Regions from separate parts of the Mus musculus genome. Here regions 2, 3 and 4 are each linked to region 1. The links are chromatin loops, found by intact Hi-C in ENCODE. Cell type or tissue: left cerebral cortex. All regions are shown on one strand. Links, peaks and the distances in the headings refer to the core of each region. The heading gives the core; the rest is flanking DNA.

Region 1 (7,821 bases), core at 1-5,000:
CTCTTCTATACAGCTACTTTTACCATTTCTGAAGAAGTCAGATCTAGGTCAAAGTGACAAGCAATCCCGTGAAATATTAATCAAATGAGAAAAAGTTGTTACATGTTAAAACAATTTTAAAAAAAAAATCATGCTTTGTGTGTTTTAAAATAGAGGGAATGATGGGCGTTTAGGCACACGCCTTTAATCCCAGCAGAGGCAGGCAGATTTCTGAGTTCAAGGCCAGGCTGGTCTACAAAGTGAGTTCCAGGACAGCCAGGGCTACACAGAGAAACCCTGTCTTGAAAAACCAAATAAAATAAAATAAAATAAAAGGAACAAATGAAGTATATTAACAAAAATAATACCAACCATTTATATATATGTGTGTGTGTGTGTATGTGTGTGTGTATACACACAAATATATATGGGTAAAGTCACAATATATAAAACCAGGAAATAATGTTTTTGGAAAAAGGCATCTTTGCTAATGAAGAGCAACACAGGGAAAACCACGACTATGATTTAAATTTCCTAATCCTACTAACAATTCCATTTACCATAAAATGTACATTTCTTTTAGCTGCTTTAGGAAACGATAACTTTTTCCTTAAAAAAGTTTTATCTTTCTGCCATTACCAGGCATAACCATTTCATGTCCATATCTATTAACTAACCATTGGTAGGTAGGTAAGATCTATAATTATACATACAATATTATGCACATTAAATGCTTGGCACACTGTAACCCAATAACTGTTACAGTAGTAATGGTGGCATTTTCTCTGTTCTCATGGCAAATTTATATACTTTTATTACTAATTCTTTTTTTAAATTAATTTATTTTATAATTGCAAGTACACTGTGGCTATCTTCAGACAGACCAGAAAAGGGCATCAGATCCCATTACAGATGGTTGTGAGCCACCATGTGGTTGGTGGAATTTGAACTCAGGATCTCTGAAGAGCAATCAGTACTCTTAACCCGCTAAGCCATCTCTCTAGCCCCCTTATTACTAATTCTTATTCCATAACCAGAATCACAGATAATCTGCTCCCACTAAATTGTGAGTTTTTATTCATCAGGAATGAGCATAATAATCACTAAATGCTTCCAATCCATGCCTGAAGGTCAAGGCAAGTATGACTTACTTTATTATTCACAGATCTCAATCAATTTAAACAGCCTCATGTATCCATGGACATTCATCTACAAAAACTGAAATGAAAAGTCAAGTCTGAAAATAAAAGGTAAGTTGTGATCACTTCATAAACAGAATATACCAAAAACCAAGCAGATTTAACCTTCTCACTAATGCAGTCATCACTCTTCCAAGCTACCTCTAATTTCTGTCCATCCCAGAAAAGCCCTGGTTTCGTTTTGTTTTCCTTTTTTTGTTTCTAATTCTATCCCTGACTTTTACACTACTGTCAGCAGCTAAAATGATCTAGTAAAGAAATGCGTAAATGAAAAAAAAAAAAGACAAAGTCAGAATATGCCGTCCCTGTTGACTGTTCTCTCACATTTATCTTTCCAGATCTTCTCTTCTACATCTCCTCCCTATGCCAGCTTCTCTGCCATTCCTCTAAACACCAGACACATTACAATTACGCTAACAAATCTAAGTAATAAGCAATCCACTATGTACATGTATGAAATTGCCAAGAGGAAGAATGAAATATACACAAGCAAAAACAAACTGCTAAACAAAATGCTACCCGACCAAGAAGCTAGTAAGAGGTTGAGTCTCCATTCATTTATTTATTCTTACTCAATGAAAATATACCTCTACTGCTCAGCTTGCCGAAGGCAACCACTGAATGAATGATAAGTGAAAGGTATTATAGGCTAAAATTTAAAATTATTAATAAGAAGACGGGGATTTCTGTCCGGGGACCCATAAGGTGGGATCAGCCCTTATCTTATTCCACTTCTCTCTTCCGAAAAGCTATCCCTTCGCCCCGACATAACGCCCAGCATTGTGAGAGAAACCCCTAAATTGTTTCTAGTTTTTCCGCATCTACCCTTTTAAAGAGACTCGTCAGAAAACGGGAAAGCGCGACCCCTTTTCGTTAGATTAGAGCCTTAGGGTATCCAGGAGCCACTCAGAAGAACTTGAGAGACCTCACAAAAGAGGGTAACGCTGACTTCCGCAAGCTATGAAACCCCAGTAAACCACAATCTGGTAAGGGGAGCATAAAATTAATTACCTCGGATATCCACCGCCGCCATAATTCCAAAAGCGCTATAAGAGCCTCCTTCCGGCGCACAGTAAAGGCGATGACTACCGCGACGGAAGCGGAGGCTGCCGGCCGTACGGTTAGCGGGGAGGTCAAAAGTATTCACGCGGAGCGCGGCGGCAGGAAAAAAAAAAAGTGTTTGGGGGCGGGGATGAGACCTAAAGTGGGTGGAGCCGGGTTGAGCTTTGGTCGTTGGACACGGGCGGGAAAGAAGAAGGCGTGTCACAGGGTGGCGGCGGGGAGGGGAGGGGATTGGGACACGCAGAAGGATGGCGCAGGGAAGGCGGGGCCTGTAGACCTGTGGAGTAAGAAGATAAAGAATGACCCCCTCGCTTAGATGCCAAACTGCAGCTGGCAGAGGTTGTAGTAACAGAGCCAGAACAAAACAAACAAACAAAAAATAAGCAAAGCGTTAGGCCCAAACAGTGGGGAAAGTAATTTCATTTACAAGTAAAGAGGTTAAACAGAGCGCTGCCTCGTGCTCACTACTAACATTCTAAAATTCTCTAAACCAAGGCTTTCACTTGTAATCCCATCTCTCAGGAGGCAGAGCCAAGTGCATAACAAATTTGGGGCCAGCCTGGACTACACACAGAGACAGTATTTTTAAAAACCTCATGAGTATAAAAACAAACTGTTAGACTTAGGAGCTCCGTTTTTCACCTTATCTCAAGCAGAGAAAATCAAGAGACTTTGTTATTCCTGTTATTGAACCAACTAAAAACCTAAACCAGTTAAAAACCTGTAGCATTTTATGACTAAATTTCAAGAGATAGGAAGGGAATTCAGGGGTGAATTATTAACAAGATTAAAAAGAGAAAAGGAACTGGGCGTGGTGGCGCATGCCTTTAATCCCAGCCTGGTCTACAAAGTGAGTTCCAGGACAGCCAGGGCTATACAGAGAAACCCTGTCTCAAAATAAATAAATAAATAAATAAATAAATAAATAAATAAATAAATAAATAAATAAATCAATAAATAAATAAATCAATAAATAAAATTTTTAAATGAGAGAAAAGGAACGAAAAAACAACAACAAAAAAGAGAGAGAGAGAGAGAGAAGAGGAATTCCTTGAGTAGTGTCTAAACACTTGAAGGCAGGGAACAATTCTGTGATGTGAGGAAGCCATAGAAACCCACAACAGAACGTTCTGTCTCTAGTGTGGTTTTCTAAAAGCAAAATGATGGAGATGCTTACAAACAAGATACAGAAACTGAGAGGAGAACCCCAAAACCTGAAGGAAGGAACCTAAATTCACAAAACTAAGGACTACCTAGGCTCCCCCAGCATGTAACCAGAATCCACAAACAAGGCAGGAGAACCATTAATTTAACTGGGACTTTTCGACTCACAGATCAAAGAATTCCACATTTTAAATTCTCAGCATAATAAATACATCACACACACACACACACACACACACACACACACACACACACACACGTTGGTTTTCAAGACAAGATTTTTTAGCTGTCCTGGAACTTGGTTTGCTGACTAGGCTACCAAGCTGGCCTTGAACTCACAGAGATCTACTTGCCTCCGCCTCTCAAGTGCTGGTATTAAAGGTGTGGGCCACCACATCCAGAGAAAACATATTTCTTGTTCACTTCAATTTGTGAACTAGGATTTTATACCGGAAATGACAAAGAAGTGTGTCCAAACTGCTCTGCTTTTCTGTTTGGTTTGTTTCTTTGTTTTTATTCGGATAGTTTCAGCAGGAAAAGGCAAGCTTTTGGGTTTTGTTTCACTGATCTTGTTTCCTTATGTCTTTAGAAGATTAGGAAAGGCTGTGGCAACACACAGAACGTATGATAAGCCAGACTGGAGAAGTTCACTGTATTTTGCAGCCTGGCGAGGGCCCTGCCAGAGGGCTTTCTGTTTGGTTTGTTTCTTTGTTTCTTTTGTTTTTATGTGGACAGTTTCAACAGGAAACAGCAAGTTTTATAGGATATAGCTAAATAGCTTTATGTGATGCAGCCCACAGGTTAGAACATTCACGATTGGTGTGCCTGGGTGTGGCACCGCCCTGAGGACCACAGGTCCTGAGGACTTCATGCTGTTAGGAGCTCTGCTCCGCTCGCTGCCCTCACTGCCCCCTTAATCTAGGAACTGTGAAAACTCTAAGGGCAACTCCACCCCTCACTGGACAGTATCTCTGTCCCTCACAATAATAGTGCTTGTTCTTTATCAAGCATTACTGCTGGAGCAGATTAATGATATAGTTACCACTCTAGAAAGAACTTAAAGATATAGATTGTCAGCAGTGACCACCACCCTTAGAAAATATTTGGAAAAATAAAATTGTTAGTGAAGCTAGGTTGAGATGTTTTTGCTACTGGCTCTGATGTAGAACATCTTAGGTAACAATTTGAAGTTCAGAAAGGCACACTCTTATAAGGTAACCTAGGAACATTTTATGGCCAAGGAACAAGAACAATGGCAGCCCTGGCTGACGTGAGTCTCACTGAGGCTGGCTGGTGGTGGCTGATTTCTTATACTCATTTTTACCCTCAATGTCCTGATATGATTTAATAGGATTACTGATGAGAATATGTGCATTCTGCGTAAAAGTATAATAAGAATTGCTGATGAGTATATTAATTCTGAGGATTTAAAGTAGATATCACTGATTTTTATGTAAAAGTTTAGATTTGTGATTCTTTTAAGATTCTTATAAGATTACTTTTTATAAATAATGAACTAATTAATCCCCCCTTTTTTTGAACCTCAAATTGCTGTTTGCCAGTAAGAGAAACTGGCTGAGAAAACTACTTTGCTTGCTCACACTTAATCTATGTAATCTATAATAAGTTGCTTAGTTACAAATGTTTGTGAGTTCTTGGGAATAATTTGCTTTTTTTTAAGATTTATTTATTTATTTTATATATATGCGCACACTGTAGCTGTCTTCAGGCACACCAGAAGAGGGCATCAGATCCCATTATACATGGTTGTGAGCCACCATGTAGTTGCTGGAAATTGAACTCAGGCCCTCTGGAAAAGCACTCAGTACTCTTAGCTGCTGAGCCATCTCTCCAGCTCCGTAATTTGTTTACCTGTACTATGTAATGTTATTTTTTTTCTTTTTCTTTTTCTATTTTTGTTTTTTTGAGACAGGGTTTCTCTGTCACTTTGTAAACCAGGCTGGCCTCGAACTCAGAAATCCACCTGCCTCTGCCTCCCGAGTGCTGGGATTAAAGGCGTGCGCCACCATGCCCGGCTGTAATGTTATTTCTTATGAAGGTATTGGGGAAGTCATTCACTAGAAGAAAACTAGAATGTAATCACATTGTAATTTTATAATGCTTGAAAGATTTTGCTGGGACATATAAGCCATGGGAGAAAGAATAAAGTTGTTGGAACATTGTTCCTTCTACCTACCAACTATGTGTATATATGAATGCTTTGTATATGTGTATATGTATATAGGTATATATATGTATATATGTGTGTAAATTTTGTGTGGGAATGTGTTGGAGCTCTGTTCCATCCATCAAAGCTTGTGTGGATGTATGTTGGAGCTTGCTCTACTCACCAAGCCCCCCCCCCCCGTGTGTGTGTGTGTGTGTGTGTGTGTGTGTGTGTGTGTGCGTGTGCGCATGCGTGTAAGTGTTTGATTTTCCCCCTTTCTCTTCTCTAACTGCTGGCTGCCACAGGCAGCAGCCCTGGTCCATGTCTGGGCAGACCCCTGTCAGTGGCTATACCACTGACACCCATTGGGTTTACCATATGGTGACAGAGCCTGTCTTTGACAACAGGCAACAGGCAACAGGATAAATGTGATTGAACTTTGGTTTAGAAAGATGCTTGCTTTAAGTGTTTGAAGTGGTCATAAGACTCAAGTCAGGGAATCTAAGTAGGAAGTCATTGGAAACTAAATGGTGTCTACACTAATACAAATGATTGAACTGAAATATTTAGAGGACAGTGTTAAAAAGCAATAGTGACTAATACCCTGGTGAAGAAGACAGAGGCATTCTCTCAGGGTACTGATTTATAAAACCAGCTGCGACTAATCAACTTAGGAGTAACAACAGTGAGTAGATGAAAATGAAGATCTGTTTATTTTGTATAGGTTTGTAAGGCATCCGATAGACCAGGGGTTCTTTAGCTTTTTAAGGCTGAGATTTAGAGCCAGCTAGCTCTTCTGAGGTAAGGGGGCGCTGGCCTGTTAATTATTTAGTAACTGACAGGCTCTCCTCTGCAGAAGGTGCTCAGCAACATTTGTTGATTGAGCTAATGCTTGTAAAAGTGAACAGATGGTATGATGGCCTTTGGGACAATAATAAACTCCTAGAGTTCAACAGTAAATGAAATGAGAGGTTGTGATATGGAAATGGATCTTAAGAAAACACCTAAGATCTCTCCTGACTAGAGAACAATGCAGACCATACAACCCAAGGACAACTTATGCTAAGGTTCTGAGTAAAAAAAAAAAAAAAGAAATACATGACCATTATTCATATGATATCTTTCTAAGAACATCTTCTAGCAAGTGTGATGTCTGTGTGAGATGTTTTCTCCTCTTTTTTTTAAAAGATTTATTTGTTTACATTATATATGTGAGTACATTGTAGCTGTCTTCAGACACACCAGAAGAGGGTACTGGATCCCATCACAGATGGTTGTGAGCCACCATGTGGTCACTAGGAATTGAACTCATGACCTCTGAAAGGGCAGTCAGTGCTCTTAGCCGCTGAGCCATCTCTCCATCCCATATTTTCTCCTCTTATGAAGAGGGAATTCAGTTATTTCATAATACAAACGAGGGTATAAAGTAACCCCAGAACTGCTGAGACAACACCACTGAAATGTTATTCTGGAATCTCTGAGAGTAACTTCAGTGGTCCAGGGAGAGATCAAGTATCTATTCGGTTTGTGTGTTTAAGGGTTACAAGAAAATGAATCACATATATATATATATATATCACAAAATACAAAACAGTACAGCTGTCCACCCAGGGAAGTAGCTGTAATTGTAAAGTAGTCTAATCACTGAGAGCTCTCTACCTCTGATCCCAATTACAGAACACAGATATGCTCAGCCCGGAAGAAACAGAATTACAGACACTCGATGGCTATCATCATTCTTCTCACTACAGAACATTCATCCAGGTTTGTGAGGTTGTATGGCACTAAACTTCAAACACCCCAAGAAGCAACCAAAAGCACCAACAATAGCAAACTAGATGGTCAGAATTTCACAGCAAGGTGGAAGAGACGTGACCAGCATAGTGTTCTTCAGGTTTAATGTCCTCAAGTTGCTTAGCTGATTCTGGAATGTTACAGAGAGGAGTACCCTACTCACCTGTCATGTAGGAGCCCAAAGTTAACTAACTGTATGCCAAGTGACAGTTGCAGAAGGTGATAGATGTAGGAAAACACACAAACCTGCTGATAAATCACTCTTGTGGAGCCATAAATAGAGGATTAGGCAGTTTCCTAAATAAGGCTACCAAGAAGAGGGTGTGATTAAGTAGTAGGTGCCTCCCTAGCATAGGCAGGGCACTTGGTTGCATCTCTAGCATGCAAAAAAAGTTGTAGCCAGGTGTGGTGGCTCACGTTTGTAATCCCAGCACTTGTGTGGCAGAGGCAGGAAGA
Region 2 (7,821 bases), core at 899-5,898, 100 kb before region 1:
TTTAATATTCATTGTTCTTTTCAGGCTATAAATGCAAAAATATAAGAACTGCAAGCCTAAAACATTTTTAAATTATTTCTCTTTCCCCCCTCCCCCTTTCCCCCCTTTCTCTCTCTCTCTCTCTCTCGTGTGTGTGTGTGTGTGTGTGTGTGTGTGTGTGTGTGTGTGTGTGTGTGTGTGTCTAGGGGTAGGAGTTGTTGTCCTGGTGCTGGAGTGATGGTTAGAGAAAAACTTGGGGGAGTCAGATGTCTTCCACCATGTGGGTTCCAGAAATCGCTCAGGTCCTCAAGCCTGGTAAAAGGTGCCTTTATATGCTGAGGCATCTCACCACCCCAGTCATTTACTAGACTTTCTGAGTCTGAAGTAAACTGCCAGGTTTGGTAACAAAACAGCTGTACATCTGGAACAAGTTTATCATCTTTAACCATTGACTTATTTCACCTATAAAACTGGAACGACTCAAACTGCCTTGTAGTTTTGAGAGTTTAATACTGGGAAAGTGCAGTAGAATACAGTATCTAGCACCTAGAAAGTAGAGGCAGTAGTGTGTTCTGATTATGATGAAGACTCTGAAGCCAGACTGCATGGCTTTAAACTTAAGCTGACATTAAGTAACTGTGTGACCTGGGCAAGTTTCTTAACCTGTCTATGCCTTGTTCATCTCATTGTAAAACGGACATAACAGCTTCTCTAAGAGTTTTGTGAGCCTAAAGTGAAATGTTAAGGGCTTAGGATAATAACTAGGACCCTGGTCAGCACTCAGGAATTGTTAGAAATTCTATGATAGTGCTGAGTCCTAGTGTTGGCCTCTTGGGTAAAGTAAACCTCAAAATTATGTTTCTTTCCCCTTCCCATTGTCCCATCAGAGATATTGGTTTATGAAGATGACAGAAAAATAAGGAAATACTTAATAGTCTTCTAAAGAAAAAAAAATCCAAGACTGTAAACGTTCAATAAGTTAAACAGGTCTTTATTGAGTGTCATAGTTCAAGAGGCAAATCTGGACACACTGGTATCAAACAGTGATCTTGAAACAGGATCACTGATGAATTGGTGATGAGTCCTAGTTAATGTGATTTATGTCTACTTGCTTTGCAAGTAGCTCTCAGGCATGCAACCTGTGAAACAGCTGATGTTTACATACAGGGATCCAAGGGATATAAGAATTAGAGCAGAAAGAGACTCACACAGAGCCATCAGGACAGAGGAGCCTAGGAGCAACCTGGGACAGGATTCTTCGAGTTTCCATCTGTACCAGAAGCTGATCCTGTGTCACAGCGCTCCATACCAAAATACCGCTGGGAGAGAGCTGGTCTCCCAGGAGTGCTGACAAATCAGTGAGCACAGGTAGGACCACCACTTCTACTCAAATTCCTGGACCAAGAGGGACGAGCCCAAAGCCATCAAGATACAGGAACTAAGGAACAGCCAAGGAAAGGATCCTTCTGGTTTCCGTCTGCACCCAGAATTGACCCTGTGCCACAGCTTTCCAGACCCAAATTCCTCTAGGAGAGAACTGGTCTCCCAGGAATGCTGACACACAGGTTTATAGGAGAGACAAGTCACAGTTAGAGACAGCAAGATGAGCTAAGACCAGAGATAAACAGATGGCGAGAGGTGAGAGCAAGAACATAAGTAATAGAAAACAAGACTACTTAGCATTATCAGAATCCAGTTCTACCTTCAGAATTCAGTTCTATCGAACCCTGGATAGCCCGACACACCAGAAAATCAAGACTCTGATTTAAAATCATATGTCATGATGATGATAGAGGACTTTAAGAAGGACATAAATAACTCCCTTAAAGAAATACAGGGGAGCACAGGTTAACAGCTAGAAACCCTTAAAGAGGTAACACAAAAATCCCTTAAAGAATTACAGAAAAACACAACAAATCAGGTGAAGGAATTGAACAAAATCATCCAGGATTGTGGGGCTCTGGGCTATGTACAGACAGCCTGGTTTCCAGTTGAGGCTAGATGTTGAATCCCGGGACCCAGTGGTGATAATTCACTTACATGGGATGGAAGGAGTTCTCTCATGTCTCCTGGAACCCTGGCTCCTGTCAAAGTTACTGCCCCCTCAGCTCCCACAAGAGAAGCATGGTTAGTAGTCACATAGGCAATGTCCCAAGCTTCTGACTTTCAGGCTAGCTAGCAACAGTAAAGATAACAGCACACCATAAGAGGGGCTGTTTGGCCCCTCCTTACTCTCTTGCTCTTACTCCCCTTACTCTCTCCTTGCTCTCTCCTCACCCTTTCCCTCTTGCTCTCTCCCTCTTACTCTAGCCTTTCTTCTCTCTCTCCTTTTCCCCCTTTCTCTCCTCTCGGACATGGCCAGTCTCTTTCTCTTTCTACCTTTTCTCTTTCTCCCTGCCTTTCTACAATAAAGCTCTAAAACCATAGACTGTCTCTGTTCATCAAGGCCCACTGTGTTTACTCTCGCCTCTCTCCAATAACCCCAGGGCAACCCGGTGTCGCCCTGGGGTCCCCGGTTGGGGGCTGCCCCTTGTCCGCCCTCCCCCCACCATTGAGTGGGGTCAGTGGCTTAGATGCCCACCCAGGGCCGAGTGGACAGTGCCCAGTACCCCTCCCGTATCCGCCTGCCTGGAGCATAAGAGGAACTCTGGCTGGGCGCAGGTTATCTGCCCTTCCCCCTCCTTCCCCTACACCCCTTTTAGTGCTCACACAGGATCTAAAAATTGAAATAGAAAAAACAAAGAAATCACAAAGGGAGACAATCTTGGAGATAGAAAACCCAGGAGAGAGATCAGGAGTCACAGATGCAAGCATCACCAACAGAATACAAGAGATAAAAGAGAGAATCTCAGGTGCAGAAGATACCATAGAAAACATTGGCACAACAGTCAAAGAAAATGCGAAATGCAAAAAGATCCTAACCCAAAACATCCAGGAAATCCAGGACACAATAAGACCAAATCAAGGATAATAGGTTTAGAAGAGAGTGAAGATTCTCAACTTAAAGGGTCAGTAAATATCTTCAACAAAATTATAGAAGAAAACTTTCCTAACCTAAACAAAGAGATGCCCATGAACATACAAGAAGCTTACAAGCCTCCAAATAGACTGGACCAGAAAAAAAATTCCTCCCGTCACATAATAGTCAAAACATCAAATGCACAAAACAAAGAAAAAGAATATTAAAAGCAACAAGGAGAAAAGGTCAAGTAACATATAAAGGCTGACCTATCAGAATTATACCTGACTTCTCACAAGAGGCTATGAAAGCTGGAAGACCCTGGACAGATGTCATTCAGACCCTAAGAGAACACAAATGCCAGCCCAGGCTACTATACCCAACAAACCTCTCAATTACCATAGATGGAGAAACCAAGATATTACATGACAAAACCAAATTTAAACAGTATCATTCCACAAATCCAGCCCTATAAAGAATAATAATAGATGGAAAACTCCCAACACAAGGAGGAATACTACACCCTAAAAAAAGCAAGAAAGTAATCTTCATTCAACAAACCCAAAAGAAGATACACACACACATAAAAATAACAGGAAGCAACAATCACTATTCCCTAATATCTCTTAACACCAATGGACCCAATTCCCCAATAAAAAGACATAGACTAACAGACTGGTTGCGTAAACGGGACCCAACATTTTACTATATACAGGAAACACACCTGAGTGTCAAAGACAAACACTACCTTAGAGTAAAGGGATGGAAAACAATTTTCCAAACAAATGGTCCCAAGAAACAAGCTGGAGTAGCCATTCTAATATTGAATAAAATCAAATTTCAACCAAAAGTCATCAAAAAAGATAAGGAAGGACACTTCATACTTATCAAAGGAAAAAAATCTACCAAGAAGAACTCTCAATTCTGAACATCTATGCTCCAAATACAAGGGCACACACATTCATAAAACAAACGTTAATGCAGCGCGAACAATAATAGTGGGGGACTTCAACACCCCTCTTTCATCATCGGACAGATCAGGGAAACACAAACAAAACAGAGACAGAGTGAAAAGAACAGAAGTTATGAATTCAACAGATATCTATAGAACATTTCATCCTAAAGCAAAAGAATATACCTTCTTCTCAGCATCTCATGGTACCTTCTCCAAAATTGACCATATAATCAGTCACAAAACAGACCTCAGCAGATACAAAAAGACTGAAATAATCCCATGCCTATCAGATCACTACGGATTAAGGCTAGTCTTCAATAGCAAGAAAAACAACAGAAAGCCCACATACACATGGAAGCTGAACAACACTCTACTCAATGATAACTTGGTCAAGGAAGAAATAAAGAAAGAAATTAAAGACTTTTTAGAATTTAATGAAAATGACAGTACAACATACCCAAACTTATGGGACACAATGAAAGCAGTCCTAAGAGGAAAACTCATGGCTCTGAGTGCCTCCAAAAAAAAAAAAAAAAACAAAACAAAAAAAAAAAAAACTGGAGAGAGCAAACCCTACCAGCTTAACAGCAGACCTAAAAGCTCTAGAACAAAAAGAAGTACCCCCAAGAGGAGTAGATGGCAGGAAATAATCAAACACAGGGCTGAAATCAACCAAGTAGAAACAAAAAGAACTATACAAAGAATCAACCAAACCAGGAGGTGGTTCTTTGAGAAAATCAACAAGACAGATAAACCCTTAGCCAGACTAACCAGAGGGCACAAAGACAGTGTCCAAATTAACAAAATCAGAAATGAAAAGGCAGATATAACAACAGAAACTGAGGAAATTAAAAAAGCATCAGATCCTACTACAAAAGCCTATATTCAACAAAACTGGAAAATATAGATGAACAATTTTCTAGACAGATACCAAATATCAGATATACTATCTAAAGAGTCCCATTCTGTCAGACCTTTAAAGAAGACAAAATACCTATACTCTTCAAACTATTCCACAAAATAGAAACAGAAGGAACACTATCTAACTCATTCTATGAAGACACAGTTACACTGCATATTCTCCCTTGGAGATGGAATGGTTTCTGTCCAATCAGGAACTTGTCACAATTTCCTTTCATAGAGGACTTCATATGAGTTTTTTTCTACTTCCATCCTGTTTAATATTCTAAGTAGATTTTAAAAACTGAAAGAAAAAAAAAGAATCAGAGCAGAAAGGAAATAACATAAGGTACTTAAAGAAAATAATTTTCCAAGAAGTGAAAAGCCTGGAAGGTATACAAGTATCCAGTAATAATAAACTCGTATTCAAACAGAATTAGAAACATAGCATTACAACTGAAACGAAATTCAATTCTGTGTCTTCATTTGCAAACCTGTCAACACTGAAAAGAATCATCCCAGTTTCCTGTTACTAGTCAATATATTACGAAGTTCTTTTGTAAATCATTCTGCTGGCAAATAACAAAATTGCATTGAAAACCTTTATTAGTCCTCCTTTCTTCCCTGTCTCCCCTATAGTAATGGAACATGAGGGGAATTCGCAGTTAGAGGCATTAGTGTTTAATAGAGCTGGATTTTTCATCAACAGTGCTTTCTTCTGTCAAATTTTGTATTATTAAGTGCATCGGGTAAATAGTCACATGCTTTGAACTCTCTATATACATATCAACACAAGAGTTAATGGCAGTTCAGAATCTCATTCCCACTGGTCAGAATTCTTTAAAATACTGTCTCTTTTTTAAAAATCATAACTGCACACTGTAGGTGAGGACTGGTCTCAATAAAATTTTGAAGTTAAAAGGTACAGCAAAGAAGGCTTAACTGTGGGAAGCCATATATGCCATTACAAGGTGGCGCTTACTACCGCTGGCCACCACCCATAAGTTTGGGTAAACAACCAATATGCGCATGTGCAGTAGAGTTTTTTTGCCTAGTCACTGCCTGGCCCGGGACATGTAAATGAGGTACTGAATGCATGACCAATCGGGTGTAGATATGTAAATGGGGTATGTTAACGAGGTACTGAGAGCATAACCAATCGGATGTAGATATGTAAATGAGGTACTGAAAGCATAACCAATCGGGTGTGAGACACGCCTCTCCTAGGCCTATATAAGCAGCACCAGTTCTGGGCTCTGGGTCTTTTCGCCTCTGCAATCAAGCTCTCCCAATAAACGTGTGCAGAAGGATCCTGTTGTGGCATATGCTTTCTGGGCAAGTCGAGCGTGCACACTTAACCTAGGATAGTAGCCAACCCTGAAACTACTGTGAGAGGTAGAGAGCTTAGGAAGTCAAACCCTGTATTCTTCAGTGATGTTAAAAAGATACAAAAAAAGATCACCCACTCTCAAAAGGTAAGTTGTTCCAGCTTAGTGACTAAATTTTATCTTTGTATTTCTGTACTAGTGTTGATAGTTATCTGCTAAATGAAGAAAAACATCATTATCTGTACAAAGATACATTCCACTCAAAGTGGGTAAAATAAAATCCTTATGACTACACACACACACATACACACACACACACCAGAGGAAGAGGGAGAGAGGGAGGCAGGGAAGAAGAAGAGGAAGGGAGGAAGGAAGAGGGAGAGGGAGAGGGAGAGGGAGAGGGAGAGGGAGAGGGAGAGGGAGAGGGAGAGGGAGAGGGAGAGGGAGAGGGAGAGGGAGAGGGAGAGGGAGAGGGAGGAGAGGGTGAGGGAGATCTAACACTAGCTTCCTACTCACAGAGATCTGCTTGCCTCTGCATCCTAATGCTGAGAGCAAAGACATGTACCATTATACTTGGCTTCTAAATATATTTTAATTGCTTATTTGCACAATAAAACCCAAAATACTACAAAGAGCATGTATCTAACTTAAAACTAATGTGATTAAAACAACACCTGATTAGTTTTCTCAGATTGTTCAATGGATTCTTCCATTCTAATCTGGATGCCTACACGATCCTCTCTAGCTGTCTATCAGTCCTTCTGGTCTTTATTGAAAGCCTAAAGAGAAAAGATGAAAGTAAACTGATTTTTAAAATATAGTTTTTGTATGTTTTCATGTTGTGGACACACTAAAACAAATTTGAGACCAAAATAGAGGGGAGTATCTAACTTGAAGTTAGCTCACCTTTCTGACCCTCATTTTTTTTTCCATTCTAATACAAATTTTACCCAGGAGTATTTTAGATTCACAATCCTATGACTTGGTTATTAATGGCTACACAAGCTGAAGCACTTACTAACCACATATGTTACTGGAGGTTGATCAGTCTGTCCTGAGCACCTAGGAATAAAACAATGTTCCACTTCATACTCTGCCTCTGTATCTGGGGCAGATGCTCAGAGAGCAGAGCTCTGGACTTAGCCCAGTTCTTCATTCTGGCTATTGAAATACCATGGAACATTTCCAACAGAATCTGTACATTTTAACCACCTGATGAAACATGTCATTGTTGACTGAATTCTAGTCCCACATGTTCTTATTTAATGTGGGCTGACCAGCCCGCTGTCTGGATGATTCTAAGCAGAGAGAGAGAGCTCCTGACAGTGGTGAATCTCAAGGTTCAGCATGAACCAGTTACCTAGAAGGACAGAGTTGCTGGCTGGCACACACTCATCTCACTCCATAAGAATGGGATGAAACCCAAGCATTTGCAGGTGATACGTTGCTTTTGTTCAGAGACCTTGCATGAGGACTGCTAGCTATGAGGGAATATTACTGATACTGCCATCCATAGTCCAGAGTTTAAATCATGATTCTCTTTTACCAACTATGTAGTCCTAGGAAAATACTTTATTCTCTCCTCTTCAGTCTCTTTATAGCAATACTTAGATCTCAGGGTAAGTCATAGTGTTACTAATCAGTTTAAGACAGTCCCTGGCATAGACTATAATTACAAATACTATTTCTATTTGTTGCCT
Region 3 (7,821 bases), core at 1,586-6,585, 62 kb before region 1:
GAATCAACTAAGAGATTAGCCATGAACAAAATATAAAGGATTTTCTTGATGAGGTTATCTGAAATGGAAAGACTCACCCTAAATTGTAGACAGTACTTTCCAGTGTCAACCAGATAGGCAGTTCAAGGGAAAAAGCTTGCTTTTTAAAGCTGTACTTCCTTCACACTTCCCTGATGAGTTTAATCACCCTGTTAGTGAGTGCGTAAGTCTACCCTGTTGCTGCTGCTCCTGCTGTTGCCACATTTCTGCCCTGCTATCAGAACCATTCATCACTGGGATTCCAATATGGACTAAAGGCCAGTAACTCTCAAGGCATCCTCCAGATTGTCAGCACCAAGTTGGGTCTGCTGAGCAGCTACCAGGCTCTCAGCCTTCACTGTGCAAATAGCCATTGCTGGACTTCTCAGACTTTATCATGTAAGCTAATCTAACAAATTCCCTTTTGATACAGATATTCATTCTATTGACTTAATTCCTCTAGAGAATCCTGACTAATGACAATGACTAATATTTTAAAATATTTTATAAAAAGTCCAGAAACCACTCAATGGAACTTTATTTTTAAACAAATAACTATACAATTCAAAAATAAACCCTTTTGTGTAAAAATATGTTAACTAGCTATAAGTATTCCTCTTATTTAGTCTTTTGAAGCTTTTCCCTGCTCTAATCTTTGAAGGAAAATACTAAGACTAGAAACTTTAGATCTGTAAGTTCAATGCTTAGAAATTAGACAATGCCTATTCAAATGCCCAAAAGTTTAAACAATGATATTATGTCAAATTTTATGCTTAAAGCAAGAATAATATCAGAAGTCTGCTCTTGTCAGAAGACCTGGTAATACTGTGATTAATATCAGAAGTCTGCTCTTGTCAGAAGACCTGGTAATACTGTGATACCACAGCTAAGACTCTATATCCAAGTATATTGGGTTCTTGCTATGTGGCAAGAAGACAATCTCAAACATCACAAAAAGTAGTATCATGGTAGGTTATTTAGGTTAAAGAACTAGATGCCTTAATGCATTTGCAAAGGGAATCAGAAATGTGTATCTCATTGATCCTATGGGTTCATTAGCAAAAGGTTAAAAAACACATTAAAAAAAAACAGACTTTTATTTACAGATCTGAGACTGCTGGGTGAGATAACTCAGCGGGTAGGAAGTATTTGCCATTAAGTCTGACAACCTGAGTTCAATCCCTGGAACCCACATGATAGGAGGAGAAAACTGACTCCTGAAAGTTGTCCTCTGACCTCTACGGGCCCCTTCCCCAACAAACAAACAAACAAAAACACATAGACACACAAATGTAATAAAAATCCATCTCTACTACGTTAATCTCAAAGTTGGATTGAAGAATTAAATAAAATAAGAAAATTAGATTCAAGAAACTTGGGCATATTGAAAAGCCTTGGGCAAAAGTTTCTGAGTTTAGTTTAGGTTTCTACTGCTATGAAAAAAAACACCATGATACAAGCATGAAGGGATGAAAGGAGTTACTGAATCCTAAACAGACCATCATGAAGAGAAGTCAACACAGGCCTGGAGACACAAACTGAAACCGCACTACTTATTGGCTTGCTCCTAATGACTTACTCAGCCTGCTTTCGTACAATCCAGGACCACCTACCTGCCCCATGGTAGCACTGCCCACAGTGAGCTGGGCTCTCCCATCTCCATCATCAACTTAAGAAACGGCCAACAGGGGGCTGGTGAGATGGCTCAGTGGGTAAGAGCACCCGACTGCTCTTCCGAAGGTCAGGAGTTCAAATCCCAGCAACCACATGGTGGCTCACAACCATCCGTAACGAGATCTGGCGCCCTCTTCTGGAGTGTCTGAAGACAGCTTCAGTGTACTTACATATAATAAATAAATCTTTTTTTTTTTTTTTTTTTTTGGTTTTTCAAGACAGGGTTTCTCTGTGTAGCCCTGGCTGTCCTGGAACTCACTCTGTAGACCAGGCTGGCCTCGAACTCAGAAATCCGCCTACCTCTGCCTCCCGAGTGCTGGGATTAAAGGCGTGCGCCACCACGCCCGGCCATAAATAAATCTTTAAAAAAAGAAATGGCCAACAGGAGTGCCTACAAGCAATCTGATGGGGGCGTTTTTTCTCAACTAAGGGTCTTCCCAGATTAACTCTAGCTTCTGTCAAGTTACCTCAGCACCCCCAAAGAACTACCCAGAGCAAAGCTTCTGTATAAACCACAAAGATTAGCAGAGAGTTATTCCCATAAATATGATCAACTTCCAATTTTCTCATAACAGGAAGACAAAATATATGATTAGTTCTGAAAGCTGTGCTTTACACAGAATAGTCAGCAGTGATTAAGCTATTGCAAACTTATAGATAAGGAAAGTTAACAGACTATGCTAAGTAGTGGCCATCAGAATAGAAATTCACAGTAACCAATGATTTATTCAACTCTTGGAATACAGTATCTAACAGAACTTACTGGAGTCAGTTTAGCCATTCACTCACTAATGACAACAGTAACAAATACACACTGCTTACCATATATCAAGACATTGTCCTAAATATTTTCCAGAGAGCAAGTGGCTTCATCCTAACACTATATGTGAAACGCTTCATTTCATAACTGTCTCCATGTTACAGAAAAGAAACTACAAGAATCCATCAGTTAAGTTATTCTGCCAATACATTAAAACAAGCCAAAAAAAAAAAAGCAACAACAACAAAAAACTGGTAAGATGTTAGATTTAAAACAAAAAACAAAAACAAAAAATCTTGGCTCTAAGTGGTGAACCCTAAACCTAAAATGTTAAGGCCATAAAGAAAACTGCAAAGCCTAAGGAAGGCAGTGACACGATGTAGTAATCCAGCTATGAGCATCCATGAGGAAGACCACACAGCAACGCTAAATGGGAATTTTCCTGTCAGAATCACATGAAGTGTTTGTTTCAAGAATTGTTTGATCCACACTGAATCCAAATTTCTAAAGGTGAGACTAGAAAACAACATTTTCATTTCAATATTTTGCTAAAAAGTAAAAACGAAAACGCCCAAGTAATGGTGGTCAAGTGTGGCCAGGTCTGAAAACTTCTGTAAAAGGTCTCCGCCCGCTTTAGCATTCCAGTTGATATGGTAAATTGATTCCGCAAAAATGCAGGCAGGGACCCTAGCACCGGAGAAACTGTGAGACACTCAGAAACACACACACACACACACACACACACACACACACACACACACACACACACACCGCCGTTCGCTGCTCCTGTTTTTACCTGAACGGGCCCTCGGCGAAGAAACAAGGATGGAGCAAGCAACTGAATAACGGATACGGCGGCTCCCACACGCTGGCTAAACAGCGGGCTTTTTCCTGGTCTTGGCTATTGCCACCAACAGCAAGAAACCCGTCCTGGCCATAAACGCCTGTGGTAATCCGACTGGATTATGGGGCAGAGTCCTTGGGTCCGTTATCTAGCTAACAAAAGATGCCAATGGACTCTTTGCTCCGTGCCCGATAGCGTTCTGGGAAGCCGCTCGGTCGGGGCCTGCCTGCTCTCCAGCCAGGTAAACCCGGCTCCGCCAAAGCAAGGGACGCAGCAATTACTCCCTCCATGTCCCGCGCCTACCCGAAGGTCCTCTCGTCAGGTTGATCTCTTCCTCCGTGACTAAATAATCCACCCGTCCGTTCATATCTGACTGCTCTCCGGCCGGAAACCCCGGGTCAGCGGGTGGCCAGAGCAGGTGAAGGTGAATCAAGCTCCGCGCTGCCTCCCCAGCATAGCTTTTACAGTTTCCTCAGCGGTCAGACCGGAAAAGGAAACCGCGGGCACTGGGAACGTGGAGGATGCTGGGAGTGGTGGTTCTCTGAGCCCACCAGCGTTTTCCGGTACCTCGCACTGTTCTCAAGGCCGATCCTGAGGAGCCATGAGCAAAGAGAGGTATAATGCTCGCTTACACTGGAAGAGCATGGGGAAGGAGAGAGGGTAATAATGGTATGAGATAGAATTACATTGATACGTTTGACATTTTAAATAAAAATCTCAAAATATCTACAAATGTGTGTGTGTGTGTGTGTGTGTGTGTGTGTGTGTGTGTGTGTGTGTGAGAGAGATCTTTTATGAGCCTCAAACCACTCTATGAAAGGCATCATAGGCAAAGTACTAATGAGATTGCATACTTGGGTGGGAAATTGTAACCTTTTGTGCAATACAGATGAAATCCAATGTGATGCCCCATGTAAGAAAACTTGGTAACACTGCTTCAAGTTCCTTCGTTAGCAGTCCCCGTGTTAGTTAATAAAATGTATCCAAATAAAAAAATGAAACCTCCCCCCATCTCTCCTTCTCCCCCTCCCCTCCTCCTCCTCCCCACTCCCTTTCCCTCCCCCTCCCCTTCCCCCTCCCCCTCCCCCCCCTCTCTCTCTCTCTCTCTCTCTCATCAAGCAAGTGTTCACTGCTTAAAGCAAGGCACCTGGGCTGACACACATGACAGGAAGTGAGGATTTCCCTGATATTTACATCTGAGAGCATTGTTTTCCAGGGCCTTATGCACAAGATTTCTTAACTTAGACCTGACAAGACTCTTACTTAACTTTTAAATAGATGTATATATCCCTGGCTTGCATTTAATAATAGGCCTATCTAACTTAAGAAATGTGTACACATATACAGAGGAAAGATAATCATAGGCTTGTTCAAGAAAAATCCTCCAAGCAAAAGGAGGTGAAATGTCCTTTTCACAAAATGATTGCAAGACTTAAGATGTGACTTTCCAGCCCATCTTGACTTTTAAGATCGGACATTCCAAACAGAGGTGAAGAAACTTTCAGGTATCAAAACTACAAAGGCCTTAAGGACCAGGAAGGTGACCATAAATATGTATGGTGACTCAAGGGACTCCTGTGGTGTTAAGAGAATCAAAGACTGCATAATCAGACTATGGTATTCAAAGTTATGGCTAAAAGCCAAGCCAGCAACTCAGGTTTATTAAAACAAGTCAGAGGTGGATTCTATAGGAATGAGACAGGACAAGAAGGCAGGGAACCTGAGGCATGAGGGGAGAAGGATCCTGTCATCTCCAGGTCTGATTAAAATCTCTTGCCGGGCTGCTGAGATAGCTCAGCAGGTAAGAGCACTGACGGCTCTTCCAAAGGTCATGAGTTCAAATCCCAGCAACCATATGGTGGCTCACAACCATCTGTAACAAGATCTGATACCCTTTTCTGGAGTGTCTGAAGTCAGCTACAGTGTACTTACATATTAAGAAAGAAAAGGTAGGAAGGAAGGAAGGAAGGAAGGAAGGAAGGAAGGAAGGAAGGAAGGAAGGAAGGAAAAAATTACCCATTTAAAAAAAAAAAAAAACTCTTGCCAACTGAGCAAGCATTCTAGCACATTGAGCAGCATTTGCTGTAAAGGCTGCTGACATAGACTTAATATTTCTTCCCTGCATAGATAATGTATATAAAATTGTCAATGTCCTAAGCCTAAAACCTCAATGTGTATGGCTCTAGGTGGACAGGAACTTCATTCCTTTCTCTAGAAATTGCCTGAGAATCTTAAACCACGTGTAACATGTCCTACCTTCCTTTATTTGTAGAACTACACCTCAACTCTGTCAACTGTACCTGTCAGGTGCCCCTCCACAACCATCTACTAGTAAGACAGTGACTTCAAACTCCACGTAAACCTCATAGATAACTACTTTAAAAGCAATGAACACATAGCCATGCTTTTTATTGTCCCTTACTATCTTTTGAGTGCTTTGTTTTCTAATCCTCATCTGTGATGTTTTATGCTTGGCCTAGGGAGTGGCACTATTATGAGGTGTGGCTTTGTTATAAGAAGTGTGTCACTGTGGGGGTGGACTTTGAGAGACTGGGATTGCACTGAATCTGTACATTGCCTTTGATAGAATTATCATTTTCACAATATTCTACCAATTCATGAGTATGGATAGTTTTTCTGTTTTCTAGTAGCTCCCTGAATTCCTTCCTTCAGAGATTTAAAGTTTTCCTTCTACTTCCTTGGTTAGATTTAGTTGTAGGGTTGTTGTTGTTGTTGCTGCTGCTGCTGCTGCTGCTGCTGTTGTTGTTGTTTTACTTTTATTCACTTTACAGCCTGATCACTGCCCCCATTTCTGGTTACCCTCTCCCATAGTCCTTCCCCAATGCCCCCTCTCCTTCTCCTCTGAGAGGGTGGAGGCCCCCCTGGTTATCCTTCCACCCTGGCACATCAAGTCTTTGCAGGGCTAGGTGCATCCTCTCCCACTGAAGCCAGACAAGACAGCCCAGCTAGAAGAATATATCCCACAGACAGGCAACAGCTTTTAGGATAGCATCCATTCCAGTTGAAGACCAAGCTGCACATCTGTTCCATATGTGCAAGGGGACCTAAGTCCAGCCCATGTATGCTCTTTGGTTGGTGGTTCAGTCTCTGAGAGCTTGGGTCTGTTGACACTTTTGGCCTTCCTATGGAGTTCCATCCCCTTTGGAGCCCACAAGCCTTCCCTCAACTCTTCCATAAGAGTCCTCAAGCTCTATTCACTGTTTGGCTGAAGGTCTCTGCAATCATCTGAGTCAGCTACTGGGTGGAGCCTCTTAGAGAACATCCATGCTAGACTCATGTTTGCAAGCATGACAGAGTATCGCTAATAGTATCAAGGATTGGTGCTTGCCCATGAGATGGGTCTCTAGTTGGGCCACTTATTGCTTGGTCATTCTGTAGTCTCTGCTTCATCTCCAGTCCCTGCGTTTCTTGTAGGCAGGTTAAATTTTGGGTCAAAGGTTTTGTGGCTGGGTTGGTGTCTCTATCACTCCACTGGGGTTCTTGCCTGGCTACAGGAGGTGGTCTCTTCAGGTTCCATATATCAAATGCTGTGAGCTAAGGTCATCCCCATTGATTCTTAAACAAGTCTACCCCAGGTCTCTAGCATGTCCACAAGTTCCCCCACATACACCTTCCCACCCTCATCAGTTGCAGATTTGCATTGGTTCTCGTGATGATCTGGCCATCTCTCCTGCCTGTCCCCACACTCAATCCTGAACCTCCCATCCCCTTCCCCATCCCCTCACCCACACAGTTCCCTCCCTCCATCTGCCTCCTATGACTGTTTTATTTCCCCTTCTAAGTGAAATTCAAGCATCCTCACTCATCCACTAGAAAGTAGGGTTTGTTCAATATACAAAAATCCATCAACATTATCCAACAATATAAACAAACTGAAAGAAAAGAAATCATATGATTTCTGTGAATATGCTTGACCCAGGGAGAGGCTTTATTAGAAGGTGTGGCCTTGTCAGAGAAGTGTGTCACTGTTGGGGTGGGCAATGAAACCACGCTAACCACATTTAAGGCAGTTGTCTCCTACCAGCCTTCAGATGCAGGTGTAAAACTCTCAGCTCCTCCTGCACCATTCCTGTCTGGACACTGCCGTGCTCAGGCCTTGATGATAATGAACTGAACCTCTGAACCTGTAAGCCAGCCCCAATTAAATGTCATCCTTATAACAGTTGCCTTGGTCATGATGTCTGTTCCCAGGAGTAAAACCCTAAGACAATCTCATTAGATACTGATAAAGCCTTTGACAAAATTCAACACCCCTTCATGTTCAAAGTTTTGGAGTGATCAGGGATACAAGGCACATACCTAAACGTGATCAAAGCAATATACAGCAAGCCAATAGTCAACATCAAACTAAATGGAGAGAAATTAAAGCAATTCCACAAAAATCAGGCAAGGCTGCCCACTCTCTCCATATCTATTCAATATAGTACTTGAAGTTCTAACCAGAGCAGTCAGACAAATAAAGGAAATCAAGGGATACAAATTGGAAAGGAAGAAGTCAAAGTAT
Region 4 (7,821 bases), core at 929-5,928, 110 kb before region 1:
TTTCATCTGTCCTTAAAGTAACAGGATTACTTAGTTTTCTTTTCTAGTGATGTCTGGATCATATCAGCACTATTATTATGATTATTCTTATTTTCATTATCTGGTCTTGAAAATAGGGTCACAATATTTACATTAAATATTAAGCTAAACTCTCTTGTTACAAAGCACAAGATAGATAGGCAAATCAAAGACTGTCCTATTCACATGTACTTAAACTACATACTTAGCAGTATGTAGTACCTGGTGGGGATACAGCAATGGAGAGTCCACTACCACAGTGAACAATACTTGTTCCAGCATATAATGGTACATTATATATTATTTAGAAAAGTCTTCAACTATCAGGTATGTGTTCCCTCTCCCCAAATTACAAGACATTTCTCAGTTAATAAACCAGACATCTTATGTAACAGACAGCACAAATTTAAGAGTGAAAGTGTAATTACAGAGGGTACAAATCCTAGCTCTGTCCGGTGTACACACATTACTATACGCAGGATAGTATAGCTGTCTGGACCTTTTTTTCCACACCTGTAAAATGGAGGTCCTAGTATACTCACTCCTACAATAATACAGATGCTATAAAAAAAGATAGGTGTCTTCATTTATAATAAAATATTTTATTTTAGTATCAATTACCAATGAGAAATGGCAATATACTTATAACATCACTGGCAGTTACAATAGAATAGCTCATTTATAATTAGAGAGGAAAACTGTGTTCTTAAATTCCATAAGAATCCAAAAACAACTACGTCTGAGAATATTTGGGGAGAGAAACAACAATGTTACAAGTAAATACAGAGACCTTTTCCTGAATGCTTCATATGATTCACTTGCACGGACTCACATTAGTGATACTCTAAACAAGAAAAGGTGCAAAGACCAGCTATTGGGTTTGCAAGACAAAACAGATTAAAATTGCTAAGTGAAATGAGCATGAAATTCTCCTACACAAGCCAAACACCAATTATAGTTCTTACCTTAATTGTCACAGCATCGTACCGGATTTGTGAAAATTCACGAAGACCAAAAGAACCTCCAACAACCAGCAACTGAAACAAAGGAAGGGAATAGCTACATGAACTAGAAGGTCAACTCTGACTAGCTACATTCAGTTAAACAATGCCTTAGACAGCATATAAACAACCTATAGATTATATTTCCTAGAAAATTATTACTCATTTTCTTAAAAGTAAATGTGGTGGGGGTTACCTTCAAATGCATTCTAGTGACACCTGAAACCTGAACAAATATTAAACCCTAAATACACTGTTTTCTTTCTATACATAAATACATATAGCAAAGTTTAATTTTCAAAATAGGCACAATAAGATTAGCAACAATAACTAGTAATAAAGTACAACAATGATAATATATTGCAATAAATGCCATTTGAATTACTTGCATCTGAAATAATCCATGAGATTTTTCTCTTTTTTTTTTTTTTTTTTTTTTTAAACAACAGACAAGATGCAGCAAGTGAAATGTCAGAAAGGGAGGCCACTATACTATCCTGGAAAAATTATAAGATTGTAACTGATGTCATAAATCAATACTACATATGTATTTGACTTTTCTTGTTTACTTTTTTTTTTTTTTTGAGACAGAGTGCGGTGATTTGAATAAGAATGGCCCCCAAGGGCTCATATATTTGAATGCTTAGTTATCAGAGATTCACAAGGTTTGAAAGGATTAGGAGGTGTGGCCTTGATGGAGAAGTATCACACTGGGGATGATCTTTGAGGTGTCAGAGCCTAGAAGGCTCTCTCTTCCTGCTGCCTGAAGGTCTAGAAGTCGAATTCTCCAATTATTTCCCCAGCAGCATGTTTGCCTGCATGCCACTGTGCTCCTCGCCATGAAGGCAATGGACTGAACCTCTGAAACTGTCAGCCAGCCCCAACTAAATGTTTGTCTTTGTAAGAGTTGCCATACATGGTCATGGTATCTCCTCACAGCAATAGAAACCAACTAAGGCACAGGGTCTCATTAACCAAGATGACCCTCAACTTGGTATGTGCCTTGAACTTCCGATTCCCCTGCTTCCAAACTCAAAAGGAAATAAAAACACACCCAACTAAATGATTGCCTACTGTTATATAGTTTGGAGTGGACCTGTCTCTACTTAAATCCCTTTAGAGATGTATGTAACCTTAGAAGGTAAACCAACAGAAATGCCATTTGTTAACTAACTGATCAAACCAAGTCAAAAAAAAAAAATGTCTATCCAATTAAGTTATTTTTTTAGTTTTGTTTGTTTGGTTGGTTTTGTCTTGTTTTGTTTTGTCTATAAATATTTCCTGCCGATGTAACAGGACAGAACTCTTGAAACCTCTTTGAGTTTTGAGTGCTGTTTGATTCATGAGTCTTCTTTGATCACACAGAATCAGTAAAATCTGTTTTGCTTGAAGTTTTAATTTTAAGATTTATTTAGTATTTGTGCATGCAACCATACATGCACGCTTACGTGTACATGTGCACGTATGTGTCTATTGATGTGCCAGTACATGCGGGTGACTGTGGAGATCAGAAGAGGACATCAGGTACCATGGAGCTAGAGTTACAAGCAGTCACGAGCAGCCAGATACAGCTGCTGGGAAACTCTAGTCCTCTGAAAGAGCAGCAAGTACTCTTAATCAGGGAACCACCTCTCTCCTCCCTTGAGTTTCTAATACTATAACTACATAGGGTACACCTGGGAATAAAACTCTGGCCTTGTCTGTGTAGAATTTCTTTCAACTTCATGACTTTACAAAATTGGACATTTGTAAACACTGCCTTTTATTTTCTTAACAAATTATAAAGGAGTCTTGCAGCATATGACCCATTTTTCTGTATGAAGAAACCCTTTCAGAGAGCTTCCAAACTGCTACTGCTATTTTACCCAAGAGTGAGCTGGCTATAATCCTCACATCAGAGATGAATAAGCTAAGCCAATTAGGAGCAAAAAGCTTGATATCCATATCACTACTTAAATAATTAAATAGAAAGAGTGTAAAAACATAAAATAGAAATTTAAAATTTGAGGTTCATAAAAGCAACAAAACTCCACTGTTGTAACTTTAAAACTTCTGACAAAAAGAAAATGAAAAAAAAAAAAAAAAAACTAGATAAACTCAGAAGGTAAGAAACGGGGAGAGCACCTGTGCTGCGTGTCCCTGCATGCGCACACGCTTGCACATGTACACAGGTTGAAGGGTGAAAAGTAAAACAAAACAAAAAAATCATCAAAAAAACAACATTAGATTTAGAGTCTCTGTTCACTAGATTAGTGGCTCAATTAGAGGAACTGCTCTGCTCTCTGAAAGGGTTTCTGCATCAGAAAAATGGGCCATATGCTTTTCTTCTAAGAACATTCTCTCCTCTTGTTTCCTCTCTTGCAATCTAGAGATTCACCTCTTAGGTTTTAGGGCCCTTCATTAACCACCATGATTTCTAGGTAAACAGCAGCCACAATAAAAATTTGTATTTAACAATTATACATATAAAATATTCTTAGCTACTTTTAAAAAAAATGCTATTTGGGATACATAAGACTAAATCAAAATGGCTGCTTTTATACATACATATAATATATAATTTTATATATATACACACATATATATAATTAACATGTAACAATTTTAATTTTTAAAAGTCATAAAACTGAAAGGGAGAAAGGAATCACAGGAGAAGTTGGCGGGGGAGAGGTAGGGATGAAAAGGGTGTAAACACAGTGCTTATCTATTAAATCTATATAGTAATTTTAAATAAAAAAGAATGCTATTTTGCACACATGTATGTGCATAAAGCAAACAGAAATGAACGACTAGCTAGCTGTGTGTGTGTGTGCACGCGCGCGCGCGCGCGCGCGTGTGTGTGTGTGTGTGTGCGCGCGCGCGCGTTATAAAACAGAAGAGGAGAAACCCAGAACTCAGAGGAGGATTTCTCAAATTGGGCATAGAAAGTGCTCTTTGCTTAACTTCTGGAAGGGCATCTGTAAAATAAATTAGGCTTAAGAGTTTTTTCTAGACAGAGTTCCAGAGTGTGCCTTCATAAGACTGATAGGACCATTTAAAAACTGACCAAGAAAGGAATTTCCATTTGTAAAGGAGCCTCTTTCCTGCTGGGTAGCCCCGAAAATAGGGCAGGGTGCTAAGTCTACATAGAAAGCCTAGCCCTGAGATTTTTTTTTTCTTTCCATAACATCTTGACTTTTATAATTTTGAAAGAAAATCAAATTGACTCCCATAGTGATAAATGGTAAGTCAGTAGCAACATCCGTGATTTTGAACGGCAGAGGAACTTGCAGAAATAAAAAAATTTATATATGCCTTGTAAATTGCTGTCATTTTATAAAAACGAACGCTTACCCCAAAACTCTTAAAGCAGATTGCAGAGTTCCCTAATTATCAAAACAAGATCCAGACACATCAAAGACGACTTAAAAAAACATATTACGTTTCTAAAATCAACCTTTCTTTTAGCAGTGCTTAAATACAAAAGGCACTTCACACGTGCCAAGAACCACACCAAGAAAAATGTCTTGTATTTTTAAAAGTTTTTGTTTATTTTCTTTTATATCGTAATATGCTAAAGCAAATTAACTTAACAATGATCAAACAACAAATTATGAACATAATTACTACAAATGAATGTAATTATTAAAGAAGACATTTGATTAGTCTTCTTGCAAAATCTCAACATTTAACCCAGGAAAGGTACTGTAAAACGGGGATAGTAACACGCGCGTTCACGAAGGGAAAGGAAACGGGGGGTGGGGGATGGCGGGACCCGAGGTACACTTTTGAGCGTGAACTTAAAAACAAAAACAAAAACCTCAAAGCTCCGGTGGCTCCCACAGACCCCCTAGTCAGCAGTATCCGAAAGACAGCACCAATACGCCACTCAGCCAAAGAGGGCCCGCCCCTTCCGGACTCGCAGCCCCTGCTCCCGTCACAGCCGCTCACCAACATGGGAACTCCATAGCGTAGAGTCTTGTTCTTACGCAGAGCTCGCAACACAGCGGGCGCAATCATGGCAGAAGGTGCGGCCTGCTTAGTCAGCCGCTTCCAGAGCGAGCCCAGCGCGGCCCGCAACACGTCTCAGGCGAAGTTGTAGACTCAGCGCAGGCTTTGGGTGCCAGGTCCACGCCTGATAAGCCTCCCCGAGGCAAACGGAAACGATTGGCCTTAACGCACTTCTGCTTCCTCCCTCCCCCGGAAGTCGAGGCTTCTGAGCTCTGGTTCCGTGACCTCAGGATACGCCGGGTGCAATTGGGTTTTTCGATTTGGAAAATCTGTAATTCGCATATTCTGGATCTTGACTTCTGCGACTCAAGAAACTCAGATAAAGGGCGGGGTTGGTTTTTAAGCTAATGCACAAGTAGCACCAGGTTAATGAACACATTTTAAGTCGTGGCTCATCAGTTGTAACTGAACTTTTTAAAATTTTTTATTATTTTATTTATTTACAATTCAAATGCTATCCCCCGTCCCGGTTTCTGCTCCGCAAACCCTCTATCCTACTCCTTACTCTCTGCTTCTTTGAGGGTGCTCCCCCACCGACTCCCACCTCACTGCCCTAGCATTCTCCTACACTGGAGCATCAGGCCTTCAGAGGACCAAGGGCCTCTCCTCCAATGGATACCAGATAAAGCCATCCTCTGCTACAAATGCACCTGGAGCCATAGGTCCCTCCACGCATACTCTTTGGTTGGTGGTTTAGTCCCTGGGAGCTCTGGGGAATCTGATTGGTTGTTCTACCTATGGGGTTGCAAATCCCTTCAGTTCCTTCAAGTCCTTCCCCAACTCCTCTATTGGGGTCCCTGTTCTCAGTCCGATGGTTGGATGTGAGCATCCACATCTGTATAGGTAAGGCTCTGACAGCCTCTCAGGAGACAGCTATATCAAGCTCCTTGCAACAAGCACTTCTTGGCATCGGCAATAGTGATGGCTGTATGGGTATTGATCAACAATAGGTTTGGTAGCTGCATATGGGATGGATCCCCAGGTAGGGCAGTCTCTGATGGCCTTTCCTTCAGTCTCTACTCCACTCTTTGTCCCTATATTTTCTTTAGACAAGAGCAATTTTGGATTAAAATTTTTGAGAAAAGTGGGTGGCCCCATCCCTCAACTGGGGGTCATGTCTAACCTCTGGATATGGTCTCTACAGGTTCTCCCTCCCCTTTGTTGGGTATTTCAGCTAATGTCATCCCCATTGGGTCCTGGGAACCTCTTGCTTTCCTGGTGTCTGGGACCTTCTGTTGGCTACCTCCTGTTCATCTCCCATTGCAACACACCTTTCTGTTCAGTTCCCTGATCCTGGCTCTGTACATCTCCCCTGTTTCTTCCCACCTGACCCTGCCCCCCCTTTTTTTCTTCTCCCCTTCCTTTATTCCTCCCAACCTTCCCACCCTCTATCTCCCATGATTATTTTGTTCCCTCTTCTAAGTAGGACTGAAGCATCACACTTTGGTCTTCCTTCTTCTTGAGCTTCATATGGTCTGTATAAGTTGTATCATGAATATTCCAAGCTTTTTTTCCTAATATCCACTTATCAGTGAGTGTATACCATGTGTGTTCTTTTGTGACTGGATTACCTCACTCAAGATGATATAGTCTAGGTTTTTTTTTTTTTTTTTTTTTTTGCCTGCGAATTTCATGAAGTCCTATACTTAATGAATGAACACTTGTTTTTCATTGTTTGTGTGCCTCTGGATGAGTCAAGAAACACAGAAACAAAAAAGAAGAAACAGGTCATCTAATAGGGACACAAACTAGAAAGTATGATAGTTTGGATGAACAAAACACCTGCCTTGTCTTTTCCAGGAAGAGACAGAGAAAACCTTTGCCTCTGCCTCTGTCTCTCTGATGCCACTGAAATGCTTTGGGAGTAGCCTCACAAGTAACCACAGGAGAAGCTACGTATCTCCTTAAGCTTAGGATAACATCTATGTCAGGGGGAAAGAGGGCATAAAGGCAAAGGGGAGACTGAATGATCTTAATCTCACACAGCACTGGAAAGACAGGTTTATACATAATTAAAAGATCCTCTCTGTCTCTACAATTTTCAGAGCAAGTTTAAAATTATTTGTTAGAAGACTACAGTGTGGTGCTGTTTTGTTGTGGTGGTGTTTTTGTTTAGTTGGTTGGTTTTGCCACTTTTCATTCCATACTAATATTCCTTACTGAATATGCCATGAATTTACACACCTCCAATTTACACACTCCCATAGTACTTGAAGTCCACTGTACTCTATAGGCAACATAAATTATTCCCTCTTCAGAGCTCCATAGCCTTTGACTTATAACTTGGCACACTGTGTATTGTGTTAGTGTATAAAAGTGTCACTATTGTTAGTAGCATACAAACAAGTAAACAGGAGGATAGCTACAGTATTTCAGAGTTTGAATATTAATATTGGGGGAAAGACGTAATTTGCATTAAATCAAAGGAAACGTTGATGTGTCCACGACAACATTTCTTAAAGCAAGACTTTTTGTCAATCCCTTCCCTCCCCTGTGTCTTCACTTGACTGTAGATTAGAGATCTGCAAATGTGTGAATCAAGTAGTATAAGGGTGAGCAGTTTTAAACTGAGAGGTTAAACAACACAGTTAGAAGTATTAGAAGAAAATTTTGTAGATATACTAAAATTACTTTGGATCAGAATTTAGGATTGACAGGATAGGTCTCTAATAACAGGGGTGCTATAAATTATGAAGGGTGTCTCCTTCAAAGCTGGTGTTTATCGTTCTTGGTTGACTGTGCTGATCTGCCTGCTTCAGGAGCACTAGGATTACAGGTGTATGCCATTATACCTAGCCTTGGATTGACATCT

What was found. Peaks named below come from ENCODE experiments on the same cell type or tissue, not always from the same donor. Only the 100,000 strongest peaks of a DNase experiment are listed, where the experiment ranks them.
Region 2: it touches region 1 in a loop (2.2-fold over the local background); 11 of 42 quality-filtered maps call a loop at or near these places.
Region 3: a loop joins it to region 1, with 11 times the contacts of the local background. A loop is called at or near these places in 9 of 42 quality-filtered maps.
Region 4: it touches region 1 in a loop (11-fold over the local background); 11 of 42 quality-filtered maps call a loop at or near these places.

The regions. Positions count from the first base shown.
Region 1 is chr12:81,592,751-81,600,571 of GRCm38, forward strand. Med6 (mediator complex subunit 6) reads right to left here and starts at 2,258. Exons shown (of 8, transcript NM_001347384.1): 1 at 2,190-2,258. The coding sequence starts at 2,211. In left cerebral cortex, for the core only: no CTCF peak of the experiment used is centred there; a DNase peak (open chromatin) is centred at 2,370; H3K4me3 peaks cover 1,578 bases; H3K27ac peaks cover 635 bases.
Region 2 is chr12:81,491,245-81,499,065 of GRCm38, forward strand. The region is part of intron 3 of Gm20498 (predicted gene 20498); the gene reads right to left. Synj2bp (synaptojanin 2 binding protein) reads right to left here. Exons shown (of 4, transcript NM_025292.7): 4 at 950-7,821. Among named protein-coding and RNA genes, the nearest start is that of Cox16, 10 kb to the left of the region's middle. In left cerebral cortex, for the core only: no CTCF peak of the experiment used is centred there; no DNase peak of the experiment used is centred there.
Region 3 is chr12:81,529,117-81,536,937 of GRCm38, forward strand. It overlaps Gm20498 (predicted gene 20498), which reads right to left and starts at 3,795. Exons shown (of 6, transcript NM_001309848.1): 1 at 3,600-3,795. The coding sequence starts at 3,663. It overlaps Synj2bp (synaptojanin 2 binding protein), which reads right to left and starts at 3,795. Exons shown (of 4, transcript NM_025292.7): 1 at 3,600-3,795. The coding sequence starts at 3,663. In left cerebral cortex, for the core only: no CTCF peak of the experiment used is centred there; a DNase peak (open chromatin) is centred at 3,803; H3K4me3 peaks cover 2,054 bases; H3K27ac peaks cover 716 bases.
Region 4 is chr12:81,479,948-81,487,768 of GRCm38, forward strand. Gm20498 (predicted gene 20498) reads right to left here. Exons shown (of 6, transcript NM_001309848.1): 4 at 984-1,055. Cox16 (cytochrome c oxidase assembly protein 16) reads right to left here and starts at 5,190. Exons shown (of 4, transcript NM_001309809.2): 1 at 4,950-5,190; 2 at 984-1,055. The coding sequence starts at 5,018. In left cerebral cortex, for the core only: no CTCF peak of the experiment used is centred there; DNase peaks (open chromatin) are centred at 3,992, 4,970, 5,132 and 5,845; H3K4me3 peaks cover 1,920 bases; H3K27ac peaks cover 1,686 bases.